Regions from separate parts of the Homo sapiens genome. Here regions 1, 2, 3 and 5 are each linked to region 4. The links are chromatin contacts, found by Hi-C or POLR2A ChIA-PET in ENCODE. All regions are on one chromosome and are shown on one strand. The core of a region is the stretch at or near the end of the contact, and the rest is flanking DNA. Distances in the headings are between cores, read along the strand shown. Region 1 overlaps CDKAL1 (CDKAL1 threonylcarbamoyladenosine tRNA methylthiotransferase). Region 2 overlaps CDKAL1 (CDKAL1 threonylcarbamoyladenosine tRNA methylthiotransferase). Region 3 holds the start of E2F3 (E2F transcription factor 3). Region 4 overlaps CASC15 (cancer susceptibility 15). Region 5 holds the start of MBOAT1 (membrane bound glycerophospholipid O-acyltransferase 1).

Region 1 (4,603 bases), core at 2,002-4,501, 1.5 Mb before region 4:
ATAATTATTAGATATGATACCTGGCACAAAGTAGTAATTCAGGTGTTTTTTTGTGTGCATTAGTGAACAAGTAAAAACAAGTATATTTCTTGAATATAATGTATAGAAGTAATTTTATTCTTTTTATCTTTAAGTTAGAAGAAAAATTAAAGTATATTCCAAAGGTTAGATAAATGCAGTGTGTATGGGAATCCCTTGAGTTTTTCAGTAAAATTCTATTTGGGTGGCTGTCAAGTCCAGTCTGCATAGTCTTGACATGTCTTGGATAAGATCCTTATACTATCACTTTTCCTGTCATGGACACTACAAATTATATTGAATCAGAAATCTAATTTAATCCATTCTTATTCAATTGGAAGCAGTAATTGCTTTCAATTTAATGGGATTGGATTCAGTATTAGAAATTTTGATGTTCCTTCAAACTTAATACAGTATGGTTATATATATTTCCATTTATTTGTGTGTGTTCCTGTGCCCTCGCAGAGAGATTATCTTGGAGTATTACTTGTATTCACTTGAGTTATTTGCAACGGTTGGTAAAGAGGCATATTGTAAGGGTGGGAATGAGAGTGGCATTCTCTTTGTTTTTTTTCTTTTCTACCCATGGAATAATGAAGAGAGAAATAATAAGGGCCTTCAAAATGGGATTTCCATCCACTCAGAAATAAGGAAAGGAAATTTAGAGTCTCTGGAGAAGATCTGGAATGCTATTTACTCTTGAGGGTAGACAGCATCCAGCCCTACTAAAGATGAAAAAAGGAGAGCCTGGGGATGAAATTAAATCCATCAAAAAATTCACTGTTGGTCAGGCCTGGTGGCTCACGCCTGTAATCCCAGGCTGAGGTGGGCGGATCACTTGAGGTTAGGAGTTCCAGAAGAGCCTGACCAACATGGTGAAACCTCGTCCCTACTGAAAATACAAAAAAAATTAATCGGCTATGGTGGTGGGCGCCTGTAATCCCAGCTACTCGGGAGGCTGAGGCAGAAGAATTGCTTTGACCTGGAAGGTGGAGGCTGCAGTGAGCCAAGATCATGCCACTACACTCCAGCCTGGGCAATAGAGTGAGACTCCATCTTAAAAAAAAAAAAAAATTCATTGTTAGCATGTTATTTCAATCTTTCCCGGCAAATCATACTTAGAGACAGCTAAGTTTATCAATTCTCATGTCCTATACGGTGCTTTTTCTTGAATATACGGTAGACAAGAGGTAAGGCCTAATGGGTGAAGTAACTACATTTCTGAGTTAGTGTCTAATTGTTTTTGATCACCTAGTTCCATTTGACAGAAGATGTAGTGCTTATGGCTCATCCCATTGACTCTTTCTCTGCTTTCACTCCTTCAGCAGTGTTTTCAGTAGCCTTTTTGGTGATCTTATTGACTTGTCTTTTTTCTGATGTTCTTTTTAATTGAATTGCTATATGATATAAGATGGAATGATTGTGTTTTAACCATGATCTTCAAGTCTGCTGTGTAAAGAACTAATGATTGCAGTTTGAGTAAAATTCTTAGTAACAAGTGAATCAAAGATAAAGATAGATCATTGAGAATATTTTTTTTCTCTCCATGAGGAAGTTCATTATTAGCTAGCTTACAAAAATGAAGGAATTGTGAGAGTGTTCTGGAATAAATGTTATGGCTTAATAAAACTATTCAGAAAATCACTGAACAATACAAAAGTGGAAGACATTGAAAATGGTATATGGACACATCTAAGATCAAAATTAAGCCAGAGAAGCTTTAGGGAGAGTATTTGAAGCTTATCATTTCCATTTGTAACGGCTTTTTATATTGTGGTGTAAAATCATGTGCAAGCCATAAACAAGGGCTTTTAAAAATATTTTTGTTAATTTTTTTTTAGTTTTATAGAGATGGTGTCTCACTGTGTTGCCCAGTCTGGTCTTGAACTCCTGACCTCAACTGATCCTCCCATCTCAAATTCCCTAGTCACTGGGATTACAGGCATGAGCCACCACACCTAGCCAACGAGGGCTTTTTTTTTTTCTCATTAACATAGAGATATGAAGAATACTATATTGGATTAAAAGTTTTTGCATTTGTGAAGTGTAAGCAGCTGTGTGAATGTAGTCAATGTGTATTCTTCATTTAATAAACATAAGTATCTTTTCCTTTCCAAATTATACAAAAAATACTAAAAGCAATCAAACGATTTTTACAGAATCTTAACTAATATAAAAATTTGTTCATTGCTTATAATACAGAATAATTATATAACTTGGCTCATTATCTAAGCTTAATGAATTAATGTTGGAATGTAAAAACGAGCAATTTTAAGCCAGCGATGGCTCAATCATTTTTAACTGAGGGATTTTGGGATCAATTACTAAAATGTTCTGAGCCTCAGTGTCTTTAAAATGTAATGATGCTCTATTAATCTCATGAAATTGAAGTGAAAACAAATGTGAGGTAATATGTTTTTGGAAATATTTATAAGTTTAAAAATAGCCTGCTTGGTACTTGTGCCTGTAATGCTAGCTACTCAGGAGGCTGAGACAGGTGAATTACCTGAGGCCAGGAATTTGAGTCTGTCCTGTGCAACATAGCAAGACCCCATCTCCAAAAAAGCTAATATATTTATAAAGCTTAAATGTTATAAAATGATAAACTGATGGTTTTTGAATTCTTTGCTCTACTCACCTTTCATCTGTTAAAGATGTTTTTGTACAATTTAGCTCAGTTCCTAAATATACCAAAAGATGGCACTGTTTACCTATGTTTAATATTTTAATTTGCATTTTTTGATGAAAAAGTGTGTTGAATGTTTTATCTACAAATGTTTTAAATTGAGGTTATTTTTTTACATTTAATTTTCTGTTTTGTAAATGGATCTTTAATTCATGTAAAGTTTACTAGGACCAGGTTTCATTTTTATTTTGAAATGGTTTGGAAATTCAGATATTTAACAATCATTTTGTAGATATAAACTCCTGTGTGATCCATTGTAATTAATGATAAAACCTTGTATTAATGTGACAGCTAATGTTTCATGGAAAACCTAGTTGCTTTTGTATAACAAAAACCATTAAATTTTTTAAGCCTCTGAAAACAGTCCAGTGATTAAAACATGACAGCCACAAATAAATTATTTATGTGGCTTTTAGGTCACACTGCCCAGGTTTATTCATTTTAGAAAGTTATTTTATCTTAAAAGTACCTTTGAAAATGTAGCAAAACCTTTCATTGCTTGAATTTCCTACTCACAGTTGTGTGATGAGAGGAGAATCTAGGTCCAGGTCCTGCGAAGAGCTTCTCTGGGTGAGAAATGCAAAAATTAGATAATATGAATTTGACTTGAAGTGAGGGTTATTTATATAGCAGGATGTGGTGAATACACTTCCCATACAGTTAGACGGAAACCTCCTGATTGTTCATTTATACAGCCTATTACATCCAATGTAGTTTATGACCTAGAAAGAGAATACAAGTAGGATATTTTTTTATCCCATCAAAGCTATCTATATATATATATATTTTTAAATGAACAGCATTTGTCAGTGATTTTTACAGGGGTGAAAAAGCACAAGACAGTTCCATTACTATTATAAAATGTTTTACTTTTGTTGTGGGGGTAAGTTTAGAAGTCCAAGATATAATAATTTCAGATGTGCTTCTACTGTTTCCTTTACTTAAAAGTAGGGACTATTTTGAGGCAATATAATTTGTATGTTTCAGTTTTTATTTCTCTCTGAAAATCACTTTTTAGGGTACCATGCCTTGGAAAGAAAGTTTACATTTTTTTCCGTTAAAAACCCATCCTCCTAACTCTGAAATGACTGTCTCAGTTACTAAATGTATATAGCTTGGGGGAAGTGAAGGCACAGTTGGCAGTTAGAGGTTTGTTTTTATGTTCATGGGAGTATATGTGCTTATATTTAAATGTTCACTCTTCTAGCAGGGTTTGTTGATGTTAGTAATATGCTACATATGCGATTTGTCTGAATTGTTTAAAAATGCATAATTACAGGAGGATTTGATTATTCAGCAACAGTTCCAGTAGCTAAAGACTATCATATAGATATTTTCTTCCAGTATTTGACAGTGGTTCTGTGAGCTATGAGTAGCATAAAAAATAAAAAGAAGATACTGTGACTCTTTAATACCCTAGAGGCCGTAGTCTTAGGATATTCTTACTGTAGAGATGAAAAAACAGGGCTTCATTAACAAACTGAACTGCTATTTCACCTCTTTTAGTAGATGTGTAATTCTGTGGGTTTGGTAAATAACAAAGGCTTTTTTCCTAAATGATTTAATGCTTTCAGATTTTTGTGGGAAAATTAGAAAAAGCAAAAATGCACTCAGTGATTTTTTTTTTAAACCCCTTTGTTTCTGGACAAATGGACAAAGATAGTTAAGTGTCCCAAAAATGGTTTTAACAGGCTTCCCTCTCCAACCCCATACATACCCTGGCTGTCCATAATTCCAATTTTGGGTAGGTAGTAAAATGTGATATTAGACTACGAGTATTTTCCCTCCAAATAATACTTGTGATTAAAAGAAATGCAATCAAATAGCATTATATATTCGTTATGAAAGAAAGATCTGTCATGCAGATTTTGCCTGGTTCCTTTAGATGCCTTGTAATAA
Region 2 (4,335 bases), core at 1,240-3,739, 1.2 Mb before region 4:
TAATGTCTAGCAGGCCGGCGCGGTGGCTCACGCCTGTAATCCCAGCACTTTGGGAGGCCGAGGCGGGTGGATCATGAGGTCAGGAGATCGAGACCATCCTGTCTAACAAGGTGAAACCCCGTCTCTACTAAAAATACAAAAAATTAGCCGGGCGCGGTGGCAGGCGCCTGTAGTCCCAGCTACTCGGGAGGCTGAGGCAGGAGAATGGCGTGAACCCGGGAAGCGGAGCTTGCAGTGAGCCGAGATTGCGCCACTGCAGTCCGCAGTCCGGCCTGGGCGACAGAGCGAGACTCCGTCTCAAAAAAAAAAAAAAAAAAAAAAAAAAGTCTAGCCCTTTTGATAAGTAGGTGGCAAGACATGCTTCCAAGTAAGCACTGAGCATTTGAAGAGATGGTTACATATGACTTGATCATTCTGTATCTTTGTAGACCTTTGAATTGATAAAAGAAAAAAAATAGTGCTTCCCACTCTTATAAAATGTTTCAGTATGTACAGTTATAATATTTCATGTTCACCATTGTCTCTGAGATGTGGGGAGGGGGGTTGGAAGATTGATTCCAGGAGAGGGCAGCAGCGCTGTAAGCATTTAATTTGGGTATATCCTTTCTCTGTTCCCTTGGCTTTTAAAAATTAAGTAATAATGTGTTCTCTGTCTCTATTACCTTCACTAATGAAAAAAAATAGGGTCTGTAAAGCTATTTAATAATCTTACAATTTATTAATTTATTAGTTTCACATTACTAAACATGGCAATTGTGGAAAATACAAAGCTACTGAAAATTATCCTCATATATAATAGATCTATTTGAAACATTTTGGTATGATTTAGACCCAGTTTTGTCCTGACTCTGTGTGTGATTTGTATAATAAGAAATTGAAAAAAAGGCTTACTAGCTTAAATAGCTTTAAAAATATAAACTGTGGGAACATAGGACTAATTGGGCTTGTTGAAAGAATTTTTAACAGATAAACATTAATTTTTATTAAGCACAGACCGAATTGAAAAAGGCTAAACTTACATGTTAAAATAATTTGGCAATCTAACTGCAGATTCAAAATTTCTGAAAATGTAAATAAATTAAAATGTAGGCAGTGTTTTACCATCTGTAATGAATTAGCATTCCATTTTTACCAGCTGCTGCTGGGGTTTTTGAAGCTGACTCAGGATCTGAGCACCCTGGTGGGTTTCTGCTGATAAATATAAGAACCTGTAGTTTAAAACTGGCAGAGCTGGACTGGGGATTAGAAAAGTCACTGCAACTTTAAGCAGCAGATTCTTTCACTTGGGGCAGGATGTAAGGGTGTACTTTCTCTAAAGATGCCGTCAGTACAAATGCGGAGGATAGATTACTACTGCTTGCTGCTAACATGACAGGACATTCAGGGTGCCACTACTGTTGAGTGTGGAGTCAGCCTTGGAGGAAAAAATCCCCAAAACCTTCTTTGGCAATTGTCTCTTATGTAGTGGACATATTTTAGGCAAAATGACAGCATTTGTGCATTGATGGGATTAATGCTTCATTCTAAGGATTAAATTCGTTAATATTTTTTCTTTGTGTACTTTTTTATTCCTAAAACTTTTATTTTGAGCATGCAGGAGACAGGGATTTCTTGGAAAGAATATGAATTTTGAAGTCAGGCAGACCTAGATATGAATGCAAATTCTGTTGCTTCTTAGCCACTTGTAACAGGCAGGCGTAGAATTCAGTGTGTAATCATTAAACATTTTGTTTTCTTTCCTCACATTGGTGAGGATAGTTTTCTTTTGAGTATTTGCTTTAGTGCCTTTAATTAATGAAAAACAACTAGTTAAAAGGTTGGCTAATTCCTTTATGATATACACACACACACGTACACACAGAGCTACCTATCTCCTCTCTTACTTTTTATTGTCAGTCTTTTTATTACAAATTAGTCTTCTACATATTATAAATTTAAATGCTAACTAGAACCAGCTAAAAAGTCAATACACTTGTTCAATCAACACTTTTATTTAACACATAGTATGTGCTGTGTATTGGAAGGTCTGGTGATGATGGTTCCAATTCTGGCCTTCTGAAGCTTATATTCTAAATGGAGGATGCTGTAGACTGCTGTGAATACGGTGGAATCAATAAGCATTTACATTGTGATGGGAAAGACTTTTGTGGTTAGGGAAGCATTCCTGCAGGCAGTGTTGTAAAATGTGGAGCACTTTACAAAAAATATGTTCATAATAGCAATTACGACTGAGGGATATGAAAACACCTCAACTGTTAAATAAGCATGGTGATTCTGACCTGGACAGATTTGTGAACGTCATCTACAAGTCTTTGCCATCTAATATCTGATGAGATTTAGGGATTTTTAGCCTAATATCTTGAAAGTATCCTTGGAGTTTTCAGATCCTCACTTTGTCCAAACTTGCTGTCCTGTTCCTGTTTTCACAGAAACTTCAGGTGTCCTCACAGGCTGACTAGGACCAAGGTATACCTATCTGACCATTATGCGGGCCAGTCTGAGGTCACTGCCCTGGGGCTGAGACCTGTGTCACTGATTTACTAGTGACTCACTGTGTATTACCGCAGCTGGCCCTTGACTCTGCTTCCTCAGCTGTAGTTCAGTATGAACTCAGAAAACTTGTTTGTGACCCGAAATTAGTTCTGTGTTCATTTCTTACTCTTACTCATGCACACATGACTCATGACTTAGTCCTTGTTTTAAACTTGTGCATTAGGGTAGCTCTGAATTATGTCCTCCTTCTCCTAGAAGCAGAACCTCTTATCCTGTTTTGACTTGGCCCTTGACTGCTTAAAATGTCTGTAGTTGGCTTTGTATGGTTATAATCCTAGCCCCTTAGGCTGGGAATTTTGGCCATCTGTGGTCTCTATTTCTAGCCTTAGCCCTAACCACCCCACTTCCTGCTGCTCCTGTCAAATGCACTTACTTATACTTTTCCGTATGTGTCTCAAGCTTTCCTACAAAGATGATGGGTCTTTGCTGACCCTATTTCTTTCGTTCAGGATGAGCTCAAAATTACCACATTAGTTTTGAAACTTGCTCTAATTTCTCCTACCAGGAGGAATTTCTTCCTTCTTGGCAATACTGTGGTATTTAATGGTATTTTACTGTTTTGCACTTTGTATTATACTTATTTGTGTTATGTCTTGTCGCCCCTACTAGACTGTAAGATGATTTTATCTGTATACCATTAAGTGTCTCATACATACAGATTCTCAGTAAAATTTTGCTGGTGGAATGGAGTGGAGACCCAGGCTTTAGATAGTAACTGGGAACAACAAGATCGAATTTCTTATCTGTTCGTACCTAATAAGCTCCTCTCTCCCCTCGCCCATAGGCTTTGCTTACCTGTCACAGAACCTACCCTGCCTTTTTTCCTACATGCGGTATTATTGTCCTGAACTCCTTCAAGTGTTAAGTAAATCAGTAAATCTTTAAAGCCAACCTTAGCGGCCAGGTGCAGTGGCTCACGCCTGTAATCCCAGCACTTTGAGGGGCGGAGGCCGGCGGATCACTTGAGATCAGGAGTTCAAGACCAGCCTGGCCAACATGGTGAAACCCCGTGTCTACCAAAAACATAAAAAATTAGCCGGGTGTGGTGATGCATGCCTGTAATCCCAGCTATTCAGGAGGCTGAGGCGCTTGAACTCGGGGAGTGGGCGGAGGTTGCAGTGAGCTGAGATCATGCCACTGCACTCCAGCCTGGGTGACAGAGCAAGACTCTGTCTCATAAATAAATAAATAGCTAACCATAGCAACTCTATCAGATTTTAAAGAAATATCCCCCTTCGGCAGGGCATGGTGGCTCACGCCTGTAATCCCAGCACTTTGCGAGGCCAACGTGGGCGGATCACCTGAGGTCAGGGGTTCAAGACCAGCCTGGCCAACATGGTGAAACCCTCTCTATACTAAAAATACAAAAATTAGTCAGGCATGGTGGCGGGCGCCTGTAATCCCAGCTACTCGGGAGGCTGAGGCAGGAGAATCACTTGAACCTGAGAGGCAGAGGTTGCAGTGAGCCGAGATCGCACCATTGCACTCCAGCCTGGGTGACAGAGCAAGATTCTATCTCATTAAAAAAAAAAGAAAAAAATAATAAATAAATAAAAGAAGTATTCCCCATTGGTGATTGTACCAAAAGGATATAGAAATACCTGCCTAGTCCCTAGGACTGATGTACAGGTGGACTCTTTGCATTTCTGTAGAGAACCCACAAAACCTCTAGTACCAGTGACAAAGTCAGGCTGCCCCAAAGGGGCAAAGCCACTTTGGTAGAGTGAGGAAGAGGCAGTAAGAGTCTCTAGTTAGTTTTGAAGTCTTGGTCTTCCCTGGTCA
Region 3 (4,809 bases), core at 2,226-4,725, 1.7 Mb before region 4:
GGGAAAGAGGGGTAATTGTTGGCAAAAACATCCGGTTCTACTTCTAGAAAAATTTGTCTTCAAGGGAAGGTGAGGAGGGCTCAGACTGAGGAACCAGCCAGATGCTGGTCACTAATAGATCAGCAGGTTGGAGTGGGATAGACAGTAGAGCTGACTTTATGTTATTATTCTGAGTTTCTGAGTCAGGATTCTATGATTGCAACTAACCAGGACATGGCTGCACTCCTAGTATGGGACAAAGCTAAGCTGCCCTAGCCAGTGGACATCCAGGGGCTCTAGGAAGATTAGACGCTGAGAGTCAGGTTGGACAAAGAGCTGCAAAGCAGGATCACACATGTAAGTAGATTCATAAATAGCTGCCACTTATTGGGCATTTGCTATATGCCTGGCACTTTACATGTATTATTGCCTCTTTCCATCAAAACCTAGCAATATGGGTGTCGAAATATGGGTCTCCATTTGACATATAAGAAAACAGACTTTTTTATTTTTATTTTTTGAGACAGAGTCTTGCTCTGTTGCCCAGGCTGGAGTGCAGTGGCATGATCATGGCTCACTGCAACTCCGCCTCCCAGGTCCAAGTGATTCTCCTGCCTCAGCCTCCCGAGTAGCTGGGATTACAGGTGCATGCCACCACGCCTGACTAATTTTTGTATTTTTAGTAGAGAAGGAGTTTCACTATGTTGGCCAGGTTGGTCTTGAACTCCTGACCTCAGGTGATCCGCCCGCCTTGGCTTCCTAAAGTGCTGGGATTACAAGCGTGAGCCACCATGTCCAGCCTAATATTTGTATTTTCAGTAGAGATGGGGTTACACCATGTTTGCCAGGCTGGTCTCAAACTCCTGGCCTCAGGTGATCTGCCCTCCTTGGCCTCCCAAAGTGCTGGGATTACAGGCGTGAGCCACCACCCCTAGCTATATAGCTAGTAAATGGCAGAGCCAGAATTTAAACCCAGATCACTCTGACTCCAAAGCTCATTCTTTCTGCTAAAACATGCTACCTCTTCCACAAATTAATAGCCTACCTTGGATTTCAGCATCTTATCTTCCACTATCTTCTCTCTTTGAACTCTTCTCTCCACCTACTCATCCTAGAGTTCACTAGACATAAAGTGTCAAAACATCTGTTTCTCTACCAAATACCCTATATTAAAAAAACTTGGGTAAGGTAGAATGATAAATATCTGAAAGCTTTCTAAAGCAGAATTGCAGGTGTGGGTCTAGAGTGTGAACACTTGCTTTCTTGTGGCTGTGTCGTATTTATCTTATTGCAATCACTTGTGGGGAGCTCAAGCCAGGATTCTATGCACAGCCCCAGTCCCAGGCTGGTCTCTAATCATAAGGCGCAGGTCTATAATTACTGTGTATGTTGCACCACTCCTCCCTCACAACCCCCACTACTGCCACCAAATGCAAGCTGCCAGTGATGCTCTGCAGATGGTAATATCCAAGTAGTGACAGTACTAGTTTCTTCCACAGGTATATCCATAGAGGAAAGCAACATTGATGGAACAAGAGCAGGGAAGCTGCTGGTATATTACACTTCTAGCTCATGCCCTTTGAGTACCACTTAATCTGCCCTAAAGATAGTGTCACTTCTGGCCAGGCGCGGTGGCTCATGCCTGTAATCCCAGCACTTTGGGAGGCCAAGGGAGGCGGATCTCCTAGGGTCAGGAGTTCAAGACCAGCCTGGCCAACATGATGAAACCCTGTCTCTACTAAAAATACAAAAATTAGCTGGGCGTGGTGGCACGTACCTGTAGTCCCAGCTACTCAGGAAGCTGAGGCAGAAGAATTGCTTGAACCCAGGAGGCAGAGGTTGCAGTGAGCTGAGATCGTGCCATGGCACTCCAGCCTGGGCAACAACAGCAAGACTCTGTCTCAAAAAATAAAGATAGTGTCACCTCTACCAGTGTCGACAAATGTTTAGGGCTATGGATCCTCAACTAGCCTGAATGCAAGACTAAAATATTCCTGAGCCTGGTGCAAGGTTTAATGGAACTTTTAACTCATCTGTTTCAGAAAAGGTAACAAGGCTAAAATATTAAGGAGTCCTAGCCTGATCTGACACATCTTGTCAGGTGTTTCATAGCACTCTGAGTAAGAGTTTTGGGAAATTAATAATAGTAATAAAAATCTTGTGAAAGGGCTCAAGGTGTTGCAATCCTCATCACCTATGAGCACCAATTCTGCAGCTGTTTTGCACGTAACTATAAATTATGATCTAGTCTCTACATACATAACTTCCCCCACATTCCTGCAGGGGTCTCTTTTCCTGCTCAATCTCAGGAGCAAGCTTTAATTTTAAGACCCATGAATACTTGAACAAATTCAGGAGTCAGTTTGACACATCATTTTATATTTTTCTGATGACAATTTCTAGTTTACTTTTTAAAAAAAGACACTATTTTAAAAATACTTTGGGATAGGTTTGAGTCGTTGTGTTTGCTTCCAGTCAGAGAACTTCCTACAAAACTGAAGATATAAAGTGCTGATGCCTGGGCGTGCCTGCGTTCGTTGGGGGCACGACGTCATCGTGGGAAGCGTGTACTTTTTCGGATTACTGCTTGGCGGATTAGAAACCCGTAGATCAGTTCTAGGTTAGCCCTGATTAACTGCCCTGGGTGTTTCTGGGCCAGAGGGAATGTCTGCTGGATTCAAACCAATATCCGTTGTAAGACAAAAGAGTTAATTTGTACTTTACCCCTATCCAGGCTAATAATGAAGGTACCGGGAATGATCTGGAATGTTAACTGGTGCCCGCAATCGCGTCTGCTGAACCTTCTGCCCCCACGATTCTGTCTGCCCACATGCTTCTGTCTATCAGCCCCGGCCTCGGGATCAGCTCTCGCCGCGTCATTGGTTGGATTTCAGGAAGGGAGAAGCCCACGATTTAAAGGGCTCCTTTTGCACCTGCCAGACATCGTCCGCATGGTCCAACTTGCCTTTGGCACGTATCTGGAAAAATCTCCTGCGCTGTTCGTTTATTGCACTGACTGGTCAAAGGAAAGAGTGTTCCCTTAGTCACCTTGACAATTTCCAAAAGCGAAACTTGGGCTCTAGACTAGATCTACACTGAGTCTGCGGGGCGCGGAGTCCCTGCCCAGGTCAGTAGCGCCGGCCCGGCGGGCGGGCGGGGACAGGGGCGGAGCCTAGGCCAGGCGTGGTCTTCCGTGGGAGAGAAGGAAATTCTTTGCCCCACCCCCTAAAAACTGCTCTTCTGCCAGCCAATCAAGGAGGCCTATGCAAATAGGGTCCCTGTCGCCCCGGTAACCATGATGCACGGCAGCCAATGGAAACCAGCAAGTCGCGGCCCTGCTCCATGATTGGGACTGAAGTAAGGAGGTAGCGGCCCAATGGGCTGTGGGAACGGTCCTCGGCGGGTTGAGGGGCGGGGATATGCAAATATGGTTTGAAAAGCCGGCGGGAAATCCGAGTTTCGCGGGAGGACCTTGGCGCGTAAACCGTATCCCTTCATTCATTGTCAGCAGCAGCTTCCTGGAGCCATTTTTCAGCTGCCGGCCGCAGCACCCGGGCTGCCGCCGCCGCCTCGCAATCCGTTGCATCGGCCGCCCCCGACGCCTCCATCCCCGCTTGGGGCCCGATATCCGTGCGGCCGGGACCCTCCTCTCTCCAGAGCCCCGATTATTTTTGGCCCCCGGGGCCTGTGCGGTGCGGAAAAATAAAAAGAAAAGAGAGAGAGGGGGCTCGGAAGCGCCGGGCGGGGAGGAGAGAAGGAGGAGAGACTTGGAAACTCCGACTGCAAATAATAAAGAAATTGAAAACAATACATTAATATACCATAACACTAAAAAGAGCAGGAGCGAGAGATGAGAAAGGGAATCCAGCCCGCTCTGGAGCAGTACCTGGTGACCGCCGGGGGTGGGGAGGGGGCGGCTGTCGTCGCCGCCGCCGCTGCAGCCTCCATGGACAAAAGGGCACTGCTAGCCAGCCCCGGCTTCGCCGCCGCCGCCGCCGCTGCCGCCGCCCCGGGCGCGTACATCCAGATCCTCACCACGAACACTTCCACCACCTCCTGTTCCTCCTCCCTCCAAAGCGGCGCCGTAGCCGCCGGCCCCCTCCTCCCCAGTGCCCCCGGCGCGGAGCAGACCGCCGGCAGCCTCCTCTACACCACGCCGCACGGACCCTCCAGCAGAGCCGGGCTGCTGCAGCAGCCACCAGCGCTGGGACGCGGCGGCAGCGGCGGCGGCGGCGGCCCTCCGGTAATACCCTCCCTCCCCACCGTCCCCAGCCCCGGCGGGAGGTGGGCTCGCACCGCGCGGGGTCGTGGGCGCGCTGCGGGCCGCTCGGGGAGAGCACTGGGCCGAGCATCGTGGGCCTCGGGGGCTGCCCCTCCAACGAGGGTTCATTGTTAGACCTGAGTGCTCTTCCCGGCGCCAGGAGGGTCGGGGGGCTCGGCCAGGCGCGCGGGGCGGCGGGGATTGCCTTGGCGCGAACCACATCAAACACTCCAAAACTTTTCGCGGCCCCCCCTTCTTTTCCTGCACTTTTCCCTACCCCCACTCTCCCTTCCCCTCCAACTCGAAGCTTCCTCTTTCTCGGGCGTAGGAAGGGGTCACGCCCCGGATGGAGAAGGGGGTGGGGGAGGGAGTAGTGAACTGGGGTGTGGGGGGCTCTGAGGGGTTGAAACCGGGGGACTGTTGGGGTGCTAGCCCCCAGTCGGCCTTGGAGGCTCGTTGGCGGCCGGGGGTCCCTGCGGCGTGCTCGGAGCGCAGGGGATCGGCGGGGCTGCGCTTGACACATTTTAGGATCTGTAACTCCCGGCAACAAAGGGGCTGGGGGAGGTGGA
Region 4 (4,293 bases), core at 1,476-3,975:
TACACATTTGCTGTTATTGTAGTTTTCAGTTGCTGTGTATCATAGGTGAGTTGATACCAACCCTTTAGTGTCCCATTGACCATGTTACAAAATTTAATAAACACTTGTGTTACTCAGAACAAAGGAGGAAACTTGTGCCTTGTCTTCCCATATTTTGGGCTTTGTTCTACAATATAAAATATATAGTTTTTCTACGGAAAAAAATCCAATAGAAACTGATTTCTTAAAGGTAGCACAATTTGAAGAGAGAAAAATCTTATAGTTTAGTTCATATTAGGTGGACTCTTCGTTTCCTTTTGACCGGGTCAAGGCTTTGTATTTTTGCATCTATACTTCTGAAGTTTCTGCCCCGCACCCCATCCCAATCACATTCAAAATCAGGCTGACAGTAATCCTGTACGTGGAACATGTGCTGAATCCTCATGGAAGGAAAGGTAAAGAAATGAAAGCCCTGTAGAAATTAATATATTTCCTTAGAGGTGGGCATGGAATGTAGCTTTTGTTAGGCTTACAATGCTGCGTTGAAGGTTTGTCAGCATTTTGTGCACACAGATTCTTTAAAACTTTTAAGGATTTTTTCCCTACATTATTGCATTCAGTTGGCATCATTTCTTTCTCTAATGTGTGACCTTTGACATCTATCAGAAAGTTTCAGTACATCTTTGGATGCCACACCAGCTGGGGGCAGGGACTACCCCGTTATTATAGTCATGGTTCAGAAATACAGGTTCTTCCCCCTATTTTTATACTTCCTGCATAGATGGGTTTCCTTTAGATGTGGATATTTCTCTTAAATGCATACTCTTGTCTCAAAATGGTGAAGGATACCAGTGTAGTAGTTTCTTCTTCTACTTCTGACAGTTACTGGGAAACTTGTGTCTTTCAATAAAATGCTTTCTAGAAGAAGGCAAGGTGGCTAGAAAATGTTAAGGCAGCTCAGGGACCAGTGGGAGAAAATAGATGTTAAAGGTAAAAAGTGACTTGTGATTAGTTCAGTTACGGAGTCCAAAAATCCAACCAGGTTTGTAGGTAACCAGTTACGTTTCAAATGTGATCTTAAGCCCACCCCGAGTGAGTGAACCTCAACATGAGAGTAGAAGACTCTGGAAGGGAAGATGTGAGAAGATAAAATACTGTTTTCAGAGCCCTAGGTTTTTGTTTGTTTGTTTGTTTGTTTGTTTGACATTTTTATGAGTGGAGGAATAGGACTACCTCTGGAACCTAAAATTGGGCTGAAATCCAGGTCCAGTTCTAGGTGATTGCTCAGGGTCCCTTCCCATTCCTTCCTCCATCTGCTCCTGCCCACTTGAGTGAAGGAGGTGAATAATAAAAGAGGAAAGAATGTGGATGAAAAGGAGAAGATGCAGAGAATGAAGATTCTCTGTCCTTTGTAAACCTTTTGTCCTAATCACCAAAAGTATTGTGGCATGTGTAAGTCTGAGAAAATATTTAGGTGAATCCCTTGAAATTGTCAGTATTTCAAGGGTTAAAAAAAGACAGTTTCACATAGTTCAAATGAAAGCAACAATTAGGTTTTTGCTAGAACTTCTCTGGGTCCACCAATGGGATGTATGGAGTGGTTTTAAAAAACCACACAAGGCTGGGCGCGGTGGCTCACGCCTGTAATCCCAGCACTTTAGGAGGCTGAGGCAGGCAGATCACCTGAGGTCAGGAGTTTGAGACCAGCCTGGCCAATGTGGGGAAACCCTGTCCCTACTAAAAATACAAAAATTAGCTGGGTGTGGTGGCACACACCTGTGATCCCAGCTACTCGGGAGGTTAAGGCGGGAGAATCGCTTGAACCCAGGAGGTGGACTTTGCAGTGAGCTGAGATGGTGCCACTGCCCTCCAGCCTGGGCAACAGAGTGAGGCTCTGTCTCAAAAATGAATAAATAAATAAAAATTTTAAAAACCACACAAGTTTTGGCATCCAACTGGATTTTTTTCCTTTTGCATATGCTTTTCTAACATATGCAGATATTTTCTTTGATTTTTCTTATAATCAGGCTTTCTTACTTTTTCTAAAATTGTAGTTATTGCCTCGAATCTCATAGCAGAGGAGTAGAGGCAACAAAAAGGAGAGCCAAGTGTGGGAGCAATTGAAGACCGTGGAGTTTTTTCAGATCATTCGCCTGGGAACTTGCATGGCAGTTGTGGGGTTCCAAAGATCCAAAATCAGGTGTTGTAACTTAGCTGACTTGAATATTTACTTTGAAAATAAGAAATGAATGTTAAAAAGTTGAAAAGTTATACACATGGGCACAATTTATTGAAACCTTTTCTTAGGGTAGATTGAACCTTGTTGAAAGTTGTGAAATTTGCTCAAATAGTCATTTTTTCTCTTTTTTTCTAGGTCTGAATGATTTCATGAATATTGTGGTAGTTTGGGCAAAGAACAAATTTGCTTAGTCAAGAAACATTAAAAGCCTCTACGAAGGCCTAGAGGTGGTGAAATCAGTGGTCCTCTGGTGGGCATGGTGTGTGTGTGTGTGCGCGCACACGCGTGTGACTCATCTGGGGTTGGCTCAGAGTGAAAGAGACAGATGCTTCCTTCGCCTGCTTGTTTCCTGGTTTTCAAAGCCCCTATTTCATTGTTGTTTTATTTTAAGGTTCGATGCCTTCTCCATCCGTCAGTGAGGGTGTGGAGAGCCTGCAGGCGTGTGCCTCCCTCTGTAACTTGCTATTCCTTGTGTAATGTCAAGTGGAAGTGTGAAGCACCACAAACTGCTCTGAGCAGAGCCCACTTCCCTTCACCCACGGAGAGCGTGAAGCAGTTACACCAACATCAATCAAGGAAAACCCACAGGCTGAGCTCACACGGTTGAAGCAGGTGCGTGAGCGAGCGTTCTGTGACAGGCACACGTGATTGAGGTGTACCTCGGCGTCTTGCCCACAGATGTCGGTTGCGATGACTGTGTGGGGCTGTGCCCATTCCCTGCAGAGCCGAGCCTGTCATGCTTGTGGGACACAGTGGGTGCAGCTCTTGGCAGCTCAGTGGGGTGAGCAGGTCAGGTAGTTCTGAAGTAGGCTTCTTTGCTGTTTACTCACTTGTTTAATGGTGAGGAGAAGAATCCAGGAGAAATAGTGTTTTATTTTCTTTCAGTGGTGTTTTGCAGTGAGAACACCCCTGGGATTACTCCTTTAAAACAGTAAACAAGAGGCCGGGTGTGGTGGCTCAGGTCTATAATACCAGCTCTTTGAGAGGCCGAAGCAGGAAGATTGTTTGAGCCCAGGAGTTCAAGATCAGCCTGGGCAACATCTCTAAAAGACACCATCTCTAAAAGAATTTTTTATTTTTTAATTTGCCTTGTGTGGTGGTGTCCCCTTGTTCTCCCAGCTACTTGGAGGCAGAGGTGGAAGGATCCCTTAAGCCTGGGAGGTCGAAACTGCAGTGAGCCATGGTTGCGCCACTGCACTCCAGCCTGGGCAACAGAGCGAGACCCTGTCTCAGAAATAAATAAATAAATGAAATAAAATAGTAAACAAGAAAACATTAGTATTAATTGATTTGCTAAGCCTAAGGGGGAAAATGTAAGGTCTTGAATCTCTGTATGTATGCATATGTGTGTATACATATCTATCAATATCTATCAAATGTGTATGTATGGAGTGGTTTTAAAAAACCACACAAGGCTGGGCGTGGTGGCTCACGCCTGTAATCCCAGCACTTTAGGAGGCTGAGGCAGGCGGATCACCTGAGGTCAGGAGTTTGAGACCAGCCTGGCCAATGTGGGGAAACTCTGTCCCTACTAAAAATACAAAAATTAGCTGGGTGTGGTGGCACACGCCTGTAATCCCAGCTACTCGGGAGGCTAAGGCAGGAGAATCGCTTGAACCCAGGAGGTGGAGTTTGCATATGTAGAGTAGACGTTTGTGTACACACATATATGTATATGTAAATATGTGTGTGCATGCATCAACACAGGCACCAATTTAAAGCAAAACTCAAGTGGGCCATGAGATAAAGAGAGAATGTCAATATCTAGACATTTAAAAATATCTGCTGACAAGGTGAAGGGGCTAGTAAAAAAATGCATATCTCATCCTAAGTCGAACCATCTTGATATGTATTGAGCTTTAGAAAATTTTCACAAAAGTTTTGAGCAATCTTAATTTTAAAAATACAGAGGCAGTTAATACTAAGACTTCAATATATATTGTGCTTTGTAAAAAGTGGCCAGTCTCTCAAGGCTGCTAATACCTGCTATTGGTTATGAGTATCTACTTTGAGCTGACACTTCAAAATGTTATACATATTATTTGCATTTACATATGTGAAACAATCACCCTTTC
Region 5 (4,890 bases), core at 319-2,818, 1.9 Mb before region 4:
TTCAGAACTAAAGAATTTGCTATTATGTCCGCCTCTGCCTGGGTCCCTGGGTCTATCTCATCCTCACCAGAAACTAAAGAGTAATTTACAAAAGCACAAATGCTTTGGCACCGAAACCCTTCCCAAGTTTCTGACTTTCTGTATTCTGCAACTGATGAGAACGCAATGGTCACATCAGGTGGAGTTCTCAGTCAGGTCCTCAGAGTGAGCCAGGTATGAGGGTGGCTCAGTAAACAGGACCCGAATAAGGCAAATGTCCAGGTCTCACTTTCTCATTGCTGAAGGGGTGTGCGCAAAGGGCAGCAGGTGTGCTCTTGTTAAAAGGAAAGGAAAAGGAGCACTGGTGAGAGGAAGGGGAAGAAAACCAGGCAAAAAAGCATGAAACAAAACAGGAGCGCAGTGGGTCCTCCCCCAGCATGCCCTGCCCAATTCTATTTAAATCAACATTTACTGATTGGGTCACTACTAAGTATCCCGCAGATCTAGCCTGCAGCACCTGAAGAGACAAGGAAATGAGTAAGACGGGCTTCATCTTCAGGAAGGTTTCTTGCCAGGAATCACTGTTGTTGCCATTTTTAATTTTAATGGTTGTAGATAATTCCTGGACAGTTCAAATAACTTCACTGGGGCCCCTCTCCTCCCCCTAACCTGTCCTACTCAGAAGCTCCAGCCCCAGGCATATGAGCCAACCGAACCCTGGGAAAACCAAAGTGTCCTTGTGTGTCCCGCATCACACACGGTACAAAATAACTGTCACCCCTGAACAAGCCTCGCCTCAGAAGTCTAAAACCCAGGTCCTGCATTCAAAATCTATAGACTACCGTCTACAGATTCATCGCGCTTGTTTTTTAAGTAGGGTCATCTAAATTAAAAACAATAACGACTTGAGGACACTGATGAAAGAAACACTGGTTTCATGTATCAGACTACTTCAGAACTTGATTACAGGAAACGAGGCAATCCCAAACTTAAAGAAAAAAAAGTTCAGTAGAACTTGCCGCGCAGGCTGTACCAATATTTTTTCACACTTACAAGGAGAAAAACACTAACACCAACTCAAGAAGGGAAAACACACACACACACACACACACACACACACACACAAAAACCAACTGTCTAGTGTGTGGCTGTAAAATACGCCATGGAGGCGGAGGGACGGTGGCTAACACTTTCGCCCGCCCCGTGCACGCGATCGCTGGGGAGCTGGGGTCGCTGCGCTCCCGGCCTGCAGTTACCTGGTCCAGCGGGATGCCCAGGAGCTCGCTGAGCGGGTGCAGGTAGGTGGAGCCCGTGGTGCGGTAGGAAAGGCTGGACGGCTGCGGCTCTGCTGCCATCCTGCATCTTCGGGAGGTGGCTGCCCCTGTCCCAGCCCGCAACACCCCCTGCTCGGCGTCCTCCCGCCCGGGTGCTCTTGGGTGGTTGCCCCGAGAGGCGCACGGCCGCCTGGTTCGCGGGGGAGCGAACGGGAGGCCGGGGAATGCGAACCGGCGCAAACTCTCGAGGCGCAAACTCTCGAGGCGCAAACTTGGCTTTGGCGCTGGCGCTGCAGCCACGGGCGCCGTAGGAGGGCCGGGCCCAAGGCGCCCCGCTTCCCGCTCCCTTCCTCTCCGCGCCCATTGGCCCGGCCGCTCGGGACGGCCCCGAGAGGAGGGAAGGAGGGAGGAAAAGTGGGGACTCCGAGCCCGGCCCCCAAGCGCCGCCCGGCCCGCCCAGCCTGGCCTGCACCGAGGCCGACCGGGAGAGGGAAAGCGACGCCAGCGGGCGCCGCCGCCTGGCCCTGCAGCTGGAGGCGGGACGCGCCTTTCCTCCTCCCGGGCTGACCGTCCTAGCCCCCCGCCAGACAAAACGACCTCACCCAGCGGGCGCCTTCCACTAGAGAGCACCACCCACCCCGCCCCACCCTGTTTTGGTTTCGCCGCCGCAGTCGAAGCGGCTGAGTGGCTGCGTTTCCCTTTCAAGCCGTAGAGGGTTCCTCTGCCGGTGGCTGGAAGCTGGAGCGCCGCAGCCACCAGACTCCCTACTTCCTTTACCCTCCTCTGCGCTAGGCATAGTTTCCTACACCCTGATCTGACATGTTCGGTGTCACACAAGCAAATACAGGGGACTGCTAGCTTCGGGTCACTTCCGTCTCTGTGGAGTGAGAGTTATTTCACCTCTGTAAGAAACGGTGTTTACTGTCATACTATGTGCATTCTGATAAGTCATTTGCATGCCACGGGTCCTCAAAAAGGGTGCCTTGCTCCTTAACTTGTCTGCCCCCGAACACCCACACATCAATGTTACTTGGAAAACTTTTCCAAGTTATTGCTAGGTTCTGAGAAACATAAAAATCTTGAAGATCCTTTTCAGGAATCGCTAGCTGATGAAAAAGGGTTTCAGGAAGGTAATATTCTGGGCTGCTGGGTAGAAAACCAAAGAAAGTGAGCTCACGTGGCCCCCAGCCTCCGCTGGGTAAACCGGCATTCGATCAGACAGGCAATGACTTTCGGGGCCGACTTTATCAATGTGGCCTCCAGCTTCAAATTAAACCGAAGGCCTGTCAGGCACTGGCAACAACTTACTCTCCAAGACTCAGGCCTCACTCTTGCCTTCTTCAGGAGTTTTATCACCATCAAACTGCACTGAGCATTAAATTGCCAGGCCAGAGTTTCTCAACCTATGTCCCCTGTGGAGGAGGAAAAAAAAAAGTCTGTACCACCACTCCCACAAGCTAACCGAATGGAGATGTCACCACCAGATGATAATCTCTACCACTCACAAGCAAACCCACACTACAGACAGACAGACACATGCACACACGCACACAGGCATATACTTGAGGATCACTAGGCTAGATAGGTTCATTTAATATCATAGAGTCCTGGAAAATGACCAGCATTGGAGCAACATTCATCTTATCTGGAGCTAGATGACAGCTGAAGTGAGGTATATGAGAGCAGACGGAGCTTTGTTTAAAAGGAAAAAAAAATCAACACTCAGATATGAGTTGCTGGAAAACAGAAGTAGGTCAGTTTGGGAAGTATTTCTGGAGCAAGTGCCTCAGACCCTTTATAATTTTCACAAAGCTATGCCTTTTAGACTTCAAAGAATAGTCCTCACATAGGCCATATATATATATGTGTGTGTGTGTGCGTGTGTATATATATTTATTATAAATATATTAATTTATATAATCATATATAAATATATTTATATATGTAAAGTTTTATATGTACATATATTAGCCTTACACAGGTTTATATATACATATATTACACAGTTTTTATATATATATATAACACAGGTTTGATATATACATATGTATATATGTATATGTAAAATATATACATGTATTAGCCTTACACAGGTTTTTTTCTCCCTAACAAAACACAGTTCATAACCTAGTCTAAATTTTTCTTTTAAAAATGGCCGGGTGCGGTGGCTTATGCCTGTAATCCCAGCATTTTGGGAGGCCGAGGCGGGCAGATCACCTGAGGTCAGGAGTTCGAGACCAGCCTGGCCAACATGGTGAAACCCCATCTCTACCAAAAAACAAAAATTAGCCAGGTGTGGTGGCAGGCACCTGTAATCCCAGCTACTTGGGAAGCTGAGGCAGGAGAATCGCCTGAACCCAGGGGACGGAGGTTTCAGTGAGCAGAGATCACGCCACTGGACTCCAGTCTGGCTAACAGAGCAAGACTCCATCAAAAAAAAAAATAAAAATAAAAATGTAGTAACTATGGTTAGAGCTTATAAACAAAATGTCACAGAACTTAATAGTTCTTTTCTCTTGATACTGTAGTACAATTAATGCAAAAAAAAATACTACTGTTGGATAACTCAGAACCAAGAGAGTAGCTCTGTTACACTACAGATGAATGAAACACACTTTGAAGAAGTTGTTTATATGAGTCCAAGATGTATAACAGCGGCACCATGGACACATTGCTCTTTTCCTTCATCAGTATCTCTATTTCCATCCTCTGTCAACTGTAGGTTCACAATAATTATTATCATATGTTAGAAATCACTTTACAAAAGCTGTTTCATTTACCAGTGCTAATAATCCTGTGGTAGTTATAAGAATCTATTTTATAGATGTGAAACCTGGGGTTAAGGGAGCTTAAGTGACTTGGTTGTATTTAGGGAGGTTAAGTAAAATGTGTCTGTCTGATTCCAGAGCCTGGGCTCTTTATTCATTATGCATTGCCTCCTCTAAAACATAGTATTTTTCTCTTTATCAAGAGGCCAGCCCACACACCTGATACAACCTTGTCATTTTTGTAGACGAGACATTACATTTACCATTCAAAATGAGGTGGTAGGGGTGATGCCACAGACACGCTGTCTCTCCTGTTTTCTATTTGCAGTAGAGTGAGGCTTGATATCAAGGTCAGTTTTATGAATCTTCCCTATGGAACCATGCTCAGAATGTGACATTATCCAGGAGATCCACTGCACATCCTGAAGACAGGTCAAAAAATTAAAGCCAGGCACAAAAAAACCTGAAAAAGATTCTAGCATATTGGGAAGGGCTGCATGTTACCATGGACTAATAAAAACTCTACAAACTGCTGTAGAGTCACTAGGCTTTGGCAGAGTGCCTAAGGAGTTCCTAAAGAAGTGAAGTATTCTGATTTTAAGTAGATAAACTCCATGCCATTCTATCATGGATATTCAGAGGCACTTTCCATTCTTCCTACTTCACATACCAAATCAAATCAAACAACATAACTGATAATCAAAGAACAAAACTGAATTAAATACATCCTCAAAGTTTACAAAGGTATAATCCCTCAAGGAGATAAAACTCTAATGATACCTTCAGTCTATATTCAACCAAAAACAATCACCAATAAAACTAAATTTAAGCCATCTGAAATGATATAACCCATGTAAAAAAAGAATTAC

Evidence for each region. Hi-C counts contacts between places; a loop is a spot of excess contacts on that map. ChIA-PET counts read pairs that join two places held with the same protein, here RNA polymerase II (POLR2A). Pooled maps may share reads with other maps.
Region 1: a pooled map shows a loop between it and region 4 (4-fold over the local background). The contact joins two enhancer-like sites. A Hi-C loop is called at or near these places in 5 of 37 single-sample maps with no recorded cell type and 3 of 50 pooled maps.
Region 2: a loop to region 4 is called in a map with no recorded cell type, with 10 times the contacts of the local background. The contact joins two enhancer-like sites. A Hi-C loop is called at or near these places in 4 of 37 single-sample maps with no recorded cell type and 3 of 50 pooled maps.
Region 3: a pooled map shows a loop between it and region 4 (5-fold over the local background). The contact joins the promoter of E2F3 here to the enhancer-like site in region 4. A Hi-C loop is called at or near these places in 4 of 37 single-sample maps with no recorded cell type and 4 of 50 pooled maps.
Region 5: a loop to region 4 is called in a pooled map, with 5 times the contacts of the local background. The contact joins the promoter of MBOAT1 here to the enhancer-like site in region 4. A Hi-C loop is called at or near these places in 4 of 37 single-sample maps with no recorded cell type and 7 of 50 pooled maps. POLR2A ChIA-PET finds 5 or more read pairs at or near these places in 1 of 52 experiments (activated T-cell).

The regions. Positions count from the first base shown.
Region 1 is chr6:20,561,665-20,566,267 of GRCh38, forward strand. The region is part of intron 4 of CDKAL1 (CDKAL1 threonylcarbamoyladenosine tRNA methylthiotransferase); the gene reads left to right. Among named protein-coding and RNA genes, the nearest start is that of CDKAL1, 30 kb to the left of the region's middle. Within about 2 kb of position 3,252, at least 4 of the 41 ENCODE cell types and tissues checked have a DNase peak (open chromatin) inside an H3K27ac peak, as active enhancers do.
Region 2 is chr6:20,875,007-20,879,341 of GRCh38, forward strand. All of the region lies in intron 9 of CDKAL1 (CDKAL1 threonylcarbamoyladenosine tRNA methylthiotransferase), which reads left to right. Among named protein-coding and RNA genes, the nearest start is that of CDKAL1, 340 kb to the left of the region's middle. RefSeq lists enhancers at 2,075-3,274, 2,618-2,847. Within about 2 kb of position 2,490, at least 17 of the 41 ENCODE cell types and tissues checked have a DNase peak (open chromatin) inside an H3K27ac peak, as active enhancers do.
Region 3 is chr6:20,398,404-20,403,212 of GRCh38, forward strand. E2F3 (E2F transcription factor 3) reads left to right here and starts at 3,476. Exons shown (of 7, transcript NM_001949.5): 1 at 3,476-4,222. The coding sequence starts at 3,830. It overlaps LOC124901482, which reads right to left and starts at 4,369. Exons shown (of 3, transcript XM_047419652.1): 1 at 4,022-4,369; 2 at 3,866-3,977; 3 at 2,338-3,759. The coding sequence starts at 4,369. The coding sequence ends at 3,152. RefSeq lists silencers at 3,051-3,290, 4,141-4,610 and an enhancer at 3,389-3,913.
Region 4 is chr6:22,060,411-22,064,703 of GRCh38, forward strand. The region is part of intron 8 of CASC15 (cancer susceptibility 15); the gene reads left to right. Among named protein-coding and RNA genes, the nearest start is that of NBAT1, 85 kb to the right of the region's middle. Within about 2 kb of position 2,726, at least 3 of the 41 ENCODE cell types and tissues checked have a DNase peak (open chromatin) inside an H3K27ac peak, as active enhancers do.
Region 5 is chr6:20,210,901-20,215,790 of GRCh38, forward strand. MBOAT1 (membrane bound glycerophospholipid O-acyltransferase 1) reads right to left here and starts at 1,569. Exons shown (of 13, transcript NM_001080480.3): 1 at 1,236-1,569. The coding sequence starts at 1,334. RefSeq lists a silencer at 1,375-1,914 and an enhancer at 2,097-2,597.